Linked DNA regions of Homo sapiens: region 2 is linked to region 1. Evidence: chromatin contacts called from ENCODE Hi-C or POLR2A ChIA-PET data. All regions are on one chromosome and are shown on one strand. Each heading gives the region's core, a stretch centred on a gene start or an enhancer-like site at or near the end of the contact. The rest is flanking DNA. Distances are from core to core; before and after follow the strand shown. Region 1 has its middle 130 kb from the start of TNFSF18. Region 2 overlaps LOC100506023 (a long non-coding RNA gene).

Region 1 (5,190 bases), core at 503-3,002:
TCACTTTAAGGAAGTCACCTTTGGAGGCCATCCACTTAATTTAAGAAACTATTTTTTCTGAGAGCATATTATAGCCCTGTTCTTTGCTTTGTCTTTCTTTTTTGGGTTACTTCAGAGCCAGTTTATAAGAAAATGTTTATGTTGTTATTTCATAACTTAAATCTTGTTTTGGGCTAAAAGACACTCTTTCAGATTATTTTTCATATGGTTCATCAGTTTGGGCTCCATGACATTCAGCTACTTTCAATAATCACCTTTATAAAACAAAGATTTGCCATCTTTGGGGATATTCAAAATAACATTTCACAAATTTGTAGGCACTGCCTAGGTTCACTTTGTCTTCTCCACCCAACTCCTTGCCTGTCTTTCTGAGGTCTTCCCTGTACTCTGGCCATAGCACTCTCTTGGCCATGGCAGGTGGCATTTGCTAGGCTTAGGATACTTGTTTCCATTCTCTTACTCACCTGAATTTACTCACTTTTAGATTCTGGCCTAAAATATTACTTTCCAGAAGGGTTTTACCTTCTGGCTCCATCTTCCATCTTCCATCACCCATCACTGAATATTTACCTCATGTAAATATTTACTGAAAACATTTATATCACCACACATTTTATTAGCCCTCTAGCCTCACTGCTTTGGGTCTGAGTGGATGTTAGAGCCTCAGGAGACCCTTCATTCCTACAGAGCCTACTGGGGCCCAAGCTGAGTTACAAGCCTGGCCACTGTAGATTCTACCCAGGAATGAGCAGCACACACTTGTTTTTTATCCATACTTTTCCTTCTCCTCTCTCCTTTGCCTGACTCCTACCCCTTTCACATCTTGGCATGGATATGACTTCCTTAAAGACATTGACCTGCTCCCCCTCTACCCTGCCCTTTACTGAATGAAGTTCCCCACCCTATTATGTGTCCCCAAAGCACCTGTGCTAACTCTATCATGACAGTTCTTAGATAGTATGGAAATTGTCTGTGTGGTTACCTGGTGGCTTGTTGCAACATTACAAATTAGCTCCTCAAAGACTGGAACTGTGTCTTGTCGATATGTGAACCTCAGCTAGACACTTAGTAGCTGCTTGGTCAACGACAGCCGAACAAAAATCAAATAGAAAGTTGGATGGAAAGATGGATGGATGGATGGATGGGTGGGTGAGTGGATGAGTCTAAAGAGAAGCTTGAAGGATTCTGGATGAACTGGATGCCTTGTTCCTTCATCTTTTGGATTTTTTCTTAGCTTTTTCTCAAAATGTTTACCTTGTGGATCTCTAGTCTAGTTCTGAAGTGGTGTTAATTGCTTTTATTTTTTTTTTTTATTTCCTTCAGGCTGGGAGACTCCCAAGGAAAACTGACTTAAAGTCCCTAATTTGAACTGGAAAAAGGACCCCATTGATGCAGTTAGTTTCTTCCCATTGATGCATTTAGTTTCTTACTCTTGAGACTGAAAGTTGACCTATTTTTCAGTTGGTAGGTAAGTTGGGAAATTTTTAAAGCTTATGCAAACTTCACTCTTGGCATTATTGGCCTTGAAGAAATGTTACGAAGACTTCTCTTTGGAAAGTGAGTTTGCTGGAAGTAGCAACACACTCCTGTGATAGAGACAAGTATAGAATATTCCTTCCACACCTGTATTGCCTTCTCCAGAACTGCATTTTAACAATTCAATATTTTCTCATTGGCAAGCACTCTCTTGTTGGTTGTATTCATCTCAGGGAGTTACATTTTTCTCTTATGAGTTCGACATTCTTTCAACCGTGTTCTGCCAGTGAGTCATAGGGACCCAGTGCATTTCAGGAGCTATAGACCAGAAGTTGAGCATATTGTTCCAAATACTTGGATCTGCATTTTAATATTGTGACTAAGTGGGCTCAGGGCACATTTCAGCAGAAGGCACTTTTGCATTTTATTGTGGGCAACTTCCTACCACCTCCACCCAGAACAATGAATGGAGTTGAGGTTTTCCCATTTATTCATATCTGGTATCTCTGTGCCAAAGTGACATCCACACAATGTTTTCTCATATTTAAACAACACTGGTCACTTAATTACAGTTTAAAGTTAATTCAAGAGAAGGGCTATATACTAGTAGAAAAATAAGTTTTATCTGGATATTATAATTATGAGGCAATTAGTAATTTCTTGGTGGCTTTTTGGGATCAGTCTCACTACTTCTTAGTCTCACCTTAATCAGTCTCATTAGTTAATTCAGAAAATAATCAAACCTTAACATATGTTTTCACTTTTACTTCTTAGCTGTGTTTTTGGAGCTAGGCAACATGGTACACTCAAAGAATGTAGAAGAATTAAATACCATAAGGTACCCGGTTGCATGATCTCATTACACCCTGTTCTTTGTCTTTATAGCAATGGCACAGTTGGATATTGTGTTTCTTGGTTTATTTACTTTAAATATCTCTCTCCCACTAAACCGTAAAGTCCAGGAGACCCAAAGGTGTGTTTGTTTATCCAAAGTCTAAAACAGTGCCCTCCACATTGTGGGCTCCCCATAAATAATTGATAAACGAATAAAACAAATGATCAGTTAGCATCTACTTAACAGAAAGCAAGCCCATAGAGCGTCTTTTGAATATCTGCAATTGTTCCATTCCAGGATTGAAAGGAGGCCCACAGAGCTCTACATGCCTCTAGTGAGACCCTTCCCAGGCTCCCAAACTCATGTTTAATACTCCTCCAAAACTTACCACCACAAACTGCCTAAGGACTAAATGCAAGAAGGCGCTGTAGTCAGAATCGATCATCTGCCTTCACCTTGGAGTCTTTAGGGCATGCCCTCAGGTTATCCTGCCTCTCTTCTCCTCACACTGCTCGTTATATTTCCTACTTTGACTCCATCTCCCATCTCTTCCCAGGCAGGTCCCCCAAACCCTTTCTCTGGTTTCTCTTCTTATGGTCAAGCCTCAACAATATCTCCAGTATACACAGCCTCTTCTCTCGCAACTCTCTTCATTAGCTTGTCCTAAGTGAAATCCGGGTCTCCTTTAAACATACTGCTTCTCCCACATCCCTTTCAAGTGAAGATGTTTTTTTTCCTCTCATAAACCTTGTACTATATACTAGAGATGAGATATGTGTCTTTGATTCTCAGTGCTTCTCCCAAATATTGTTAATCCTTTAAAAACATTATCTGAAAATGCCTGCCAGTAGATTCCATACTCATCACCTACCTACCTCCTAAGCCCTAAGTCTCACCTCTCTTTTCAATAAAAAATTTTAGCCTCCAGTTCACCATGTTTTTCCTCACCCACTACTCTTATCAGAATTTTTGATTACTTCAATATCCACAGGGACAATCCATTCTATACTTGTTCTCTCAGTCCCTTGATCTCTTTCCCAATGCTCTTAAATGCTACCCCAGCTCACCTCAGTCATCTACTCCCAGAGTTATACCCTAGACCATATACTTTGCAAGAACCAAATCTCCCTCAAAACTCTCTGATCCCTACTTGCATGTTTCCAATTCAGTTCTTCTTGTAACCCTCCTCCACTGCCCATGGAATCTTTTCCATTCACTGTTTCCTCTTTTCATTGCTCATTATCCCTTCCACAGCTGCTCTTCTCACCTTTCTCAGTTTAATCGATTGGTTCATTATCCTCATCATTGCTCTGTCACATACACCTTCAACTGCCTCATCCCTTTAGATCTTCATTACATTCACGTGGTTAAATCCAATACTTCACCTATTTTTGTTTGCACTGAGTAGCTGAATAGAGCTGCAGCACTAACCTCAAATGACATTAATCACACTGGACTTACTAGCACATCCCTTCCCTACATAATGATAGCTTTGGTTCACACTGTTTCCTCTCTCTTCAATCCTCCAATAAACCTACTGTTCCTTCCTTTCAGCTGATTACTTTGCTTGGTTCTTCACTGAGGAGATAAGAACAATCAGAAAATAACCTCCTCATTCTTCTTCTTCAAACCTTCAACTTACCTGCCCCTGTGCCCACAGGTTCTCCCTCCCTTCCTATGAAAATTGATGAATTTTCTGTGCCCCTATGTGAGGTCAGCCCCTTTACTTTGCCGTGGATCTGTTTCTTTCATTTATACTGCATCAGAGAGATTGATATTTTGTTATCTTTAGAGAAAACACCCTTCACTATGAAACCAAAACACCAAATCTTACAGATTTTAGCAGAGAAGAATTCCAGGAGGAAAACCTCCATAGAGTTTGGGGGAACCAGTTAGGCAAAGCTGACTCTACAGTTCAAGTTTCCTCTTCCCTTTGAGATTTTGTTATGTTGATTCTTACATCTACTGCCTTATCCTGTACTGAAAGGTACACTTCTCTCATAAGATTGTGATCCGAGTGCTGTCACAACCAAAATCAATTTTGGCCTTTTCCATGGCACAACTGAATCATACTGGGATTTCCCAAAGGAATTTTATTAGAAACTAAGGAAAAACACTTTCATATGTTGGGGTCCAACATGTGTATAGAAAAGATGCATTTGTTTATTCATTACATCTTCAGCTATCTGTTGAGTGTCTTCTGTGTATATTATGTTCAACACTGGGGGTAAAGTCAGAGATTATATAACATAGTCTATGTTCTCCGCACAGAATCTAAGTGAGCAGACAATAAAAAAGAAACCAATAACTGCATGTAATGTAACAGTATACGAACTAGGTGCAATGATGAGACAGACATGGGAGTGGCTTTCTCTACTTGGGGAGGTTGGGAAGGGCTGTAGAAGAGAGCATATTTGAGTCTGGGGAAAATGTAAGCAGTTCAATCTGGCTAGAGTATACACATGAAAGAGGAGACAGACAAGGAAGAGAAAAGGAAGACAGACAAGGGCCCAATCTTGGAAGACGTTATATGTCATGCTAAAGAACTTAGACTTTATCTTGCATGCAGTAAGGAGATTTTTGAAGAGTAAATTTGCATTTTAGATGGTTTTCTCTGGCAGGAAAGTCCAAAAAAGAGAAAGTGAGGTCCTAAATTTAAGCAGTGCAATTGGGAGAGGAAATGGGGGTCTCTTTAAGTAGGTACTTTAAGTAGATACTTTAAGGAGGATGAATTAGTAAGTCTTAATGACCAGTTGGATGGAGCTAAGCATGGCTTATATGTTTCCAGTTGGACCGACTAGCTGAATGGGGGAAGAATAATAAATGTGTAATTTCCAGTGAGAAGTGATTTGACTATATCCTTTTTGAGATTAACATTA
Region 2 (5,072 bases), core at 94-2,593, 350 kb after region 1:
TCTTAAAAAATGTGTAAGTTACCCAAAGGAAGCCAAGAAATGAAGAAAAACAAGAAACAGAGGGAATGGACAGAAAACAAATAATAAAATGTCAGACTTACACAAACTGAAAGAGATTGGCAAAGTAGATTTTTAAAACTCAATCCAGCTATATACTGTCTACATGAAACTCACTTCAAACATGACATAGGTTGGATGAAAGTAAAAGGATGGGGAAAGATATATCATGCATAATCAATAAAAGCAGAAATGACTATACTACTATCAGATAAAGTAGACCCAGACATAATGACATTATTAGGGACAAAAAGGAATATAGCAAAATGATATTATGCACCTACCATATTTGAAATCTTAAGTGGTGCTGATAAAGACCACAGTTGTAAATACATAACCTCAAAAAATGTGACGAAGTCATTTTTCATGTCCTCAATGATGCAGTTCAGATAGAGTACAACGTTTACTCTCCTCATTATAGTCTATTTTTATCAAAAGACATTATGTGCACGTGACTTACTAAGGTGGAATGAATTAATATTTACATGTATTTATAATTTATAATGCAAAATGTAATTTCTAAAAGCTCTATTGAAAGTAATAATCAAGAGGGTCTAGGGAGTAGATAGAGGGGTAGATGAAATAAGAATGGCAGAATGCAATCTTCCAAGGAAGATACTTTTCAAGACCCCTAGTGGATACCTGAAACCACAGATAGTTTATATAGATAAACCCTATGTATACAATGCATGAAATTCTTTTTACTTCTTCACAGTTTCACAGATAAGAGATTCTTTCTTACCATAGGTGTTAGCAACCTCAACATACAATTTTTTTCTTTCCTTATTAAGCTGAGAACTTCCACGTTTTCACTTAAAAGAAGCACTTTACAGCTTCCATTTGCATAATTAGATTTCCAGCATCACTATTTTTGCATGCTTTGGGGCCATTATTAAGTAAAATAAGGATTCCTTGAATACAAGCCCTGCAATACCACAATAGTTGATCTGATAAGCCGGATGGCTATGAAGTGACTAACAGGCGGGTAGCATGGACAGCATAGACACACTGGACAAAGGGATGATTAATGTCCTGGGTGGGATGGTGAAATATTTCATCATGCTACTCAGAGCAGTGGAAATTTAAAACTTATGAATTGTTTATTTGTGCAATTTTTCATTTAATATTTTCAGGCCATGGTTGACCACTGGTAACTGAAACTACAGAAAGTTTAGATAAAAGAGGACAACTGTTTTGGGGTTCAGTAAAGAGATGACATGATTTGATTCATGTTTTAACATTATCACTGCAGCCACTTGCTGAGAGCACATTGGAAGGGCTGTGATGGGAAGAAGCAGGGAAACCAGCCAAGAGGCTATTGCAATAAGGATAATGATGCCTCCAGCCTGGAAGGTTGCAGGAATGCTAAGAAGGGGTCAGACTGTGAGAATACTCTGAAAGCAGATGTGATAGAATTTGCTAACAGAGCAGGTGTGTGGTAAGCAAGAAAGAGCAAAGTCAAGAACAATCTCAATTGTCTTTTGACTTGAGGCACTGGAAAAATAGAGTTGCCCTATACTAAAATGGGGAAGACCATGAGAGGAGCAGATTTGGGGGAAAACATTTAGAAGTTCAATTTGGAACTTATAAGTTTCACATATCTGTTATACTTCAAAGTAAAGATGAGTAGCAGCTAGACACTGATGTTAAAGGGAGAGGTCGAGGCTGGGACTGTAAGTTTGGGAATTGCTAGTGTAAAGGTGCCACTTAAAGTCATGAGCTTGGATTAGCTCACCTAGGCAATGACTGTACATAGAAAAGTGAAGAGGACCCTGGGGCTCTCAAATGCTTAGTAAGCAGAAGGTTGAGGAGGAAGCAGGGGTTACAACTGAGGGTGAGGATTGGGAACGAAAGATTTGAAGAGAAAAGAGATGGTACAAAATGATCATCTAGAAGAGTGAGAGAGTAAATAGTATAGGGAAATATGGACTATTATTGGGGAGCATAATACTTAAGATGAGTAATCATAAATTTAAAGTCAGACACTCAGCATGGTGGTACATTTTTTCCCAATTATGTTGGGCTGTGAAGGAGCAGAATTATATAGACTTGTGGTTAAAGCAAACAAGCAACAAGGGAGCTAAGCCTAAAGAAAAGGAAGCAAAAAGCAAAAACTATTAGAAATACAACAGTAGCAGGGAGATTTCCCAACCAGATGTGAATGCATATTATAAAGCTATAGTACATTTTTTAATGAGGTGGCACTAGAGTCATAATCTGACCAATGCAGTAGAACCAAATTTTCAGAAATACATACCAATGGAGTAGAACTGAATCTTTGGAAATATATATGAGAGTACTTTTGAAAGTTCATGAGAAAATGGAATAAAAATATAAAATATAAACTTTATTTCTCAACGTAAGCTGCATCGAGTTTAAGCCACTTTTGTAAGTGATGATACCAACTATTTAGTCCATCCTTAAAGAACTGAGATTCTAAAAATTTTCTACCATTCTGTAGGTTGCCTGTTCACTCTGATGCTAGTTTCTTTTGCTGTGCAGAAGCTCTTTAGTTTAATTAGATCCCATTTGTTTATTTTGGCTTTTGTTGCCATTGCTTTTGGTGTTTTAGTCATGAAGTCATTCTTGCCCATGCCTATGTCCTGAATGGTATTGCCTAGGTTTTCTTCTAGGGTTTTTATGGTTTTAGGTCTAACATTTAAGTCTTTAATCCATCTTGAAAGAATTTTTGTACAAGGTGAAATGAAGGGATCCCGTTTCAGCTTTCTACATATGGCTAGGCAGTTTTCCCAGTACCATTTATTAAATAGGGGATCCTTTCCCCATTTCTTGTTTTTGTCAGGTTTGTCAAAGATCAGCTGACAAAGGGCTAATATCCAGAATCTACAAAGAACTTAAACAAATTTACAAGAAAAAATCAAACAACCCCATCAAAAAGTAGGCAAAGGATATAAACAGACACTTCTCAAACGAAGACATTTATGCAGCCAACAGACACATGAAAAAATGCTCATCATCACTGGCCATCAGAGAAATGCAAATCAAAACCACAATGAGATACCATCTCACACCAGTTAGAATGGCGATCATTAAAAAGACAGGAAACAACAGGTGCTGGAGAGGATGTGGAGAATTAGGAATGCTCTTACACTGTTGGTGGGAGTGTAAACTAGTTCAACCATTGTGGAAGACAGTGTGGCGATTCCTCAAGGATCTAGAACTAGAAATACCAGTTGACCCAGCCATCCCATTACTGGGTATATACCCAAAGGATTATAAATCATGCTACTATAAAGACACATGCACACATATGTTTATTGCGGCACTATTCGCAATAGCAAAGACTTGGAACCTACCCAAATGTCCATCAATGGTGGACTGGATTAAGAAAATGTGGCACATACACACCATGGAATACCATGCATCCATAAAATGTATGAGTTCATGTCCTTTGTAGGAGCACAGATGAAGCTGGAAACCATCATTCTGAGCAAACTATCACAAGGACAGAAAACCAAACACCAAATATTCTCACTCATAGGTGGGAATTGAACAATGAGAACACTTGGACACAGGGTGGGGAACATCACACACTGGGGCCTGTCGTGGGGTGGTGGGGGGTGCAGAGAGCATTAGGAGAAATACCTAATGTAAATGACAAGTTAATGGGTGCAGCACACCAACATGGCACATGTATATGTATGTAACAAATCTGCATGCTGTGCACATGTACCCTAGAACTTAAAGTATAATAATAAAAAAAACAGATTCTGAGAATTTAACCATGTCAATGTAGTCTTTTTTTACATTATTAGCTGGAAAAAATTGCATGCCCATTAGAGATTTTTTTTAAGATTAGGAAACAAAAAGAAGTCAGAAGGAGCCAAATCAGGACTGCAAGATGGATACCTAATCGTTTCCCATCGAAATTCATGAAATTGTCCTTGTTTGATGAGAGGAAGGAACAGGAACATTGTCATGGTGAAAAAGGACTCTCTAGTGAAGCTTTCCTGTTTGTTTTTCTGTTCAAGTTTTGGCTACTTTCTCAAAACATTCTTGTAATAAGCAGATGTTATTGTTCTTTGGCCTTCCAGAAAGTCAACAAGCAAAATACCCTGAGTGTTCCCCAAAAATGTTGCCACGACCTTTGCTCTTGCCCTGTCTGCAAACTGGACCACTTCCACTTCTCGAAAGCCATTGCTTTGATCGGGCTTTGTCTTCAGGGTCCCACTGGTAAAACTGTGTTTCATCTCCTATTACAGTGCTTCAAAGAAATGTCTCAAGGTCTTGATCTCATTCATTTAAAATTCCCATTGAAAGCTCTGCTCTTTTCTGCAGCTGATTTGGGAACAATTATTTTGGAACCCATTGAGTGAGAAGTTGCTCAGCTTTAATTTTCAGTCAGAACTGTGTAAGCGGAATCAGTTAAGACATATGTGAGGCTATTATTTCTTCTGTGAATCATCAGTCTTCCTCAATTAGGGCACAAACAAAATGAATTTTTTCCTTGCAAATTGATGTGGATGGTCTGCCACGGTGGGCTTCATATTCAATATCATCTTGTCCTTTCTTAAAATAAGTTATCCATTTGTAAACTACTGATTTCTTTGGGGCATTGTCTCTATAAATTTATCACAAAGGATTGATGGTTTCACCATTCTTCCAATCAAGCTTCACCATAAATTTGATGTTTGTTCTTGCTTCAATTTTAGCAGAATTCGTGTTGCTCCTGATACGGACTTTCTTCAAACTGATGTCTTATTCTTCCTAGTGCCTCAAGCTAGATCTTGTTCAGATATTTTATCACAAGTTATTATAAGTTTATTGTGGTGCAAAAAATTTTTGAAATAGTTTTCTTTATATTCTACATTTTCTATGAACTTTTCAAAGACCCTTTTTATAAGAATTTAGTATAATACAAGTGGCATTTCTAATCAATGAGGATGGCTATTTGATAAGTGTTATTGAGATAATAGTTAACCAGTTGGGAAAAAAATGTAGATGATTAGATCGTCATTAAGCACCGTACACCAAAATAAATTTCAGAGGAATTA

What was found. Hi-C counts contacts between places; a loop is a spot of excess contacts on that map. ChIA-PET counts read pairs that join two places held with the same protein, here RNA polymerase II (POLR2A). Pooled maps may share reads with other maps.
Region 2: a map of PC-9 shows a loop between it and region 1 (14-fold over the local background). The contact joins two enhancer-like sites. A Hi-C loop is called at or near these places in 1 of 168 maps with a recorded cell type or tissue (PC-9) and 2 of 50 pooled maps. POLR2A ChIA-PET finds 5 or more read pairs at or near these places in 2 of 52 experiments (AG04449 and BJ).

Annotation. Positions count from the first base shown.
Region 1 is chr1:172,916,364-172,921,553 of GRCh38, forward strand. No RefSeq gene overlaps it. Among named protein-coding and RNA genes, the nearest start is that of TNFSF18, 130 kb to the right of the region's middle. Within about 2 kb of position 1,753, at least 5 of the 41 ENCODE cell types and tissues checked have a DNase peak (open chromatin) inside an H3K27ac peak, as active enhancers do; they include PC-9, where a contact is called at or near this core.
Region 2 is chr1:173,268,573-173,273,644 of GRCh38, forward strand. All of the region lies in intron 2 of LOC100506023 (a long non-coding RNA gene), which reads right to left. It also overlaps a transcript of TNFSF4 not described here. Among named protein-coding and RNA genes, the nearest start is that of TNFSF4, 64 kb to the left of the region's middle. Within about 2 kb of position 1,344, at least 2 of the 41 ENCODE cell types and tissues checked have a DNase peak (open chromatin) inside an H3K27ac peak, as active enhancers do; they include PC-9, where a contact is called at or near this core.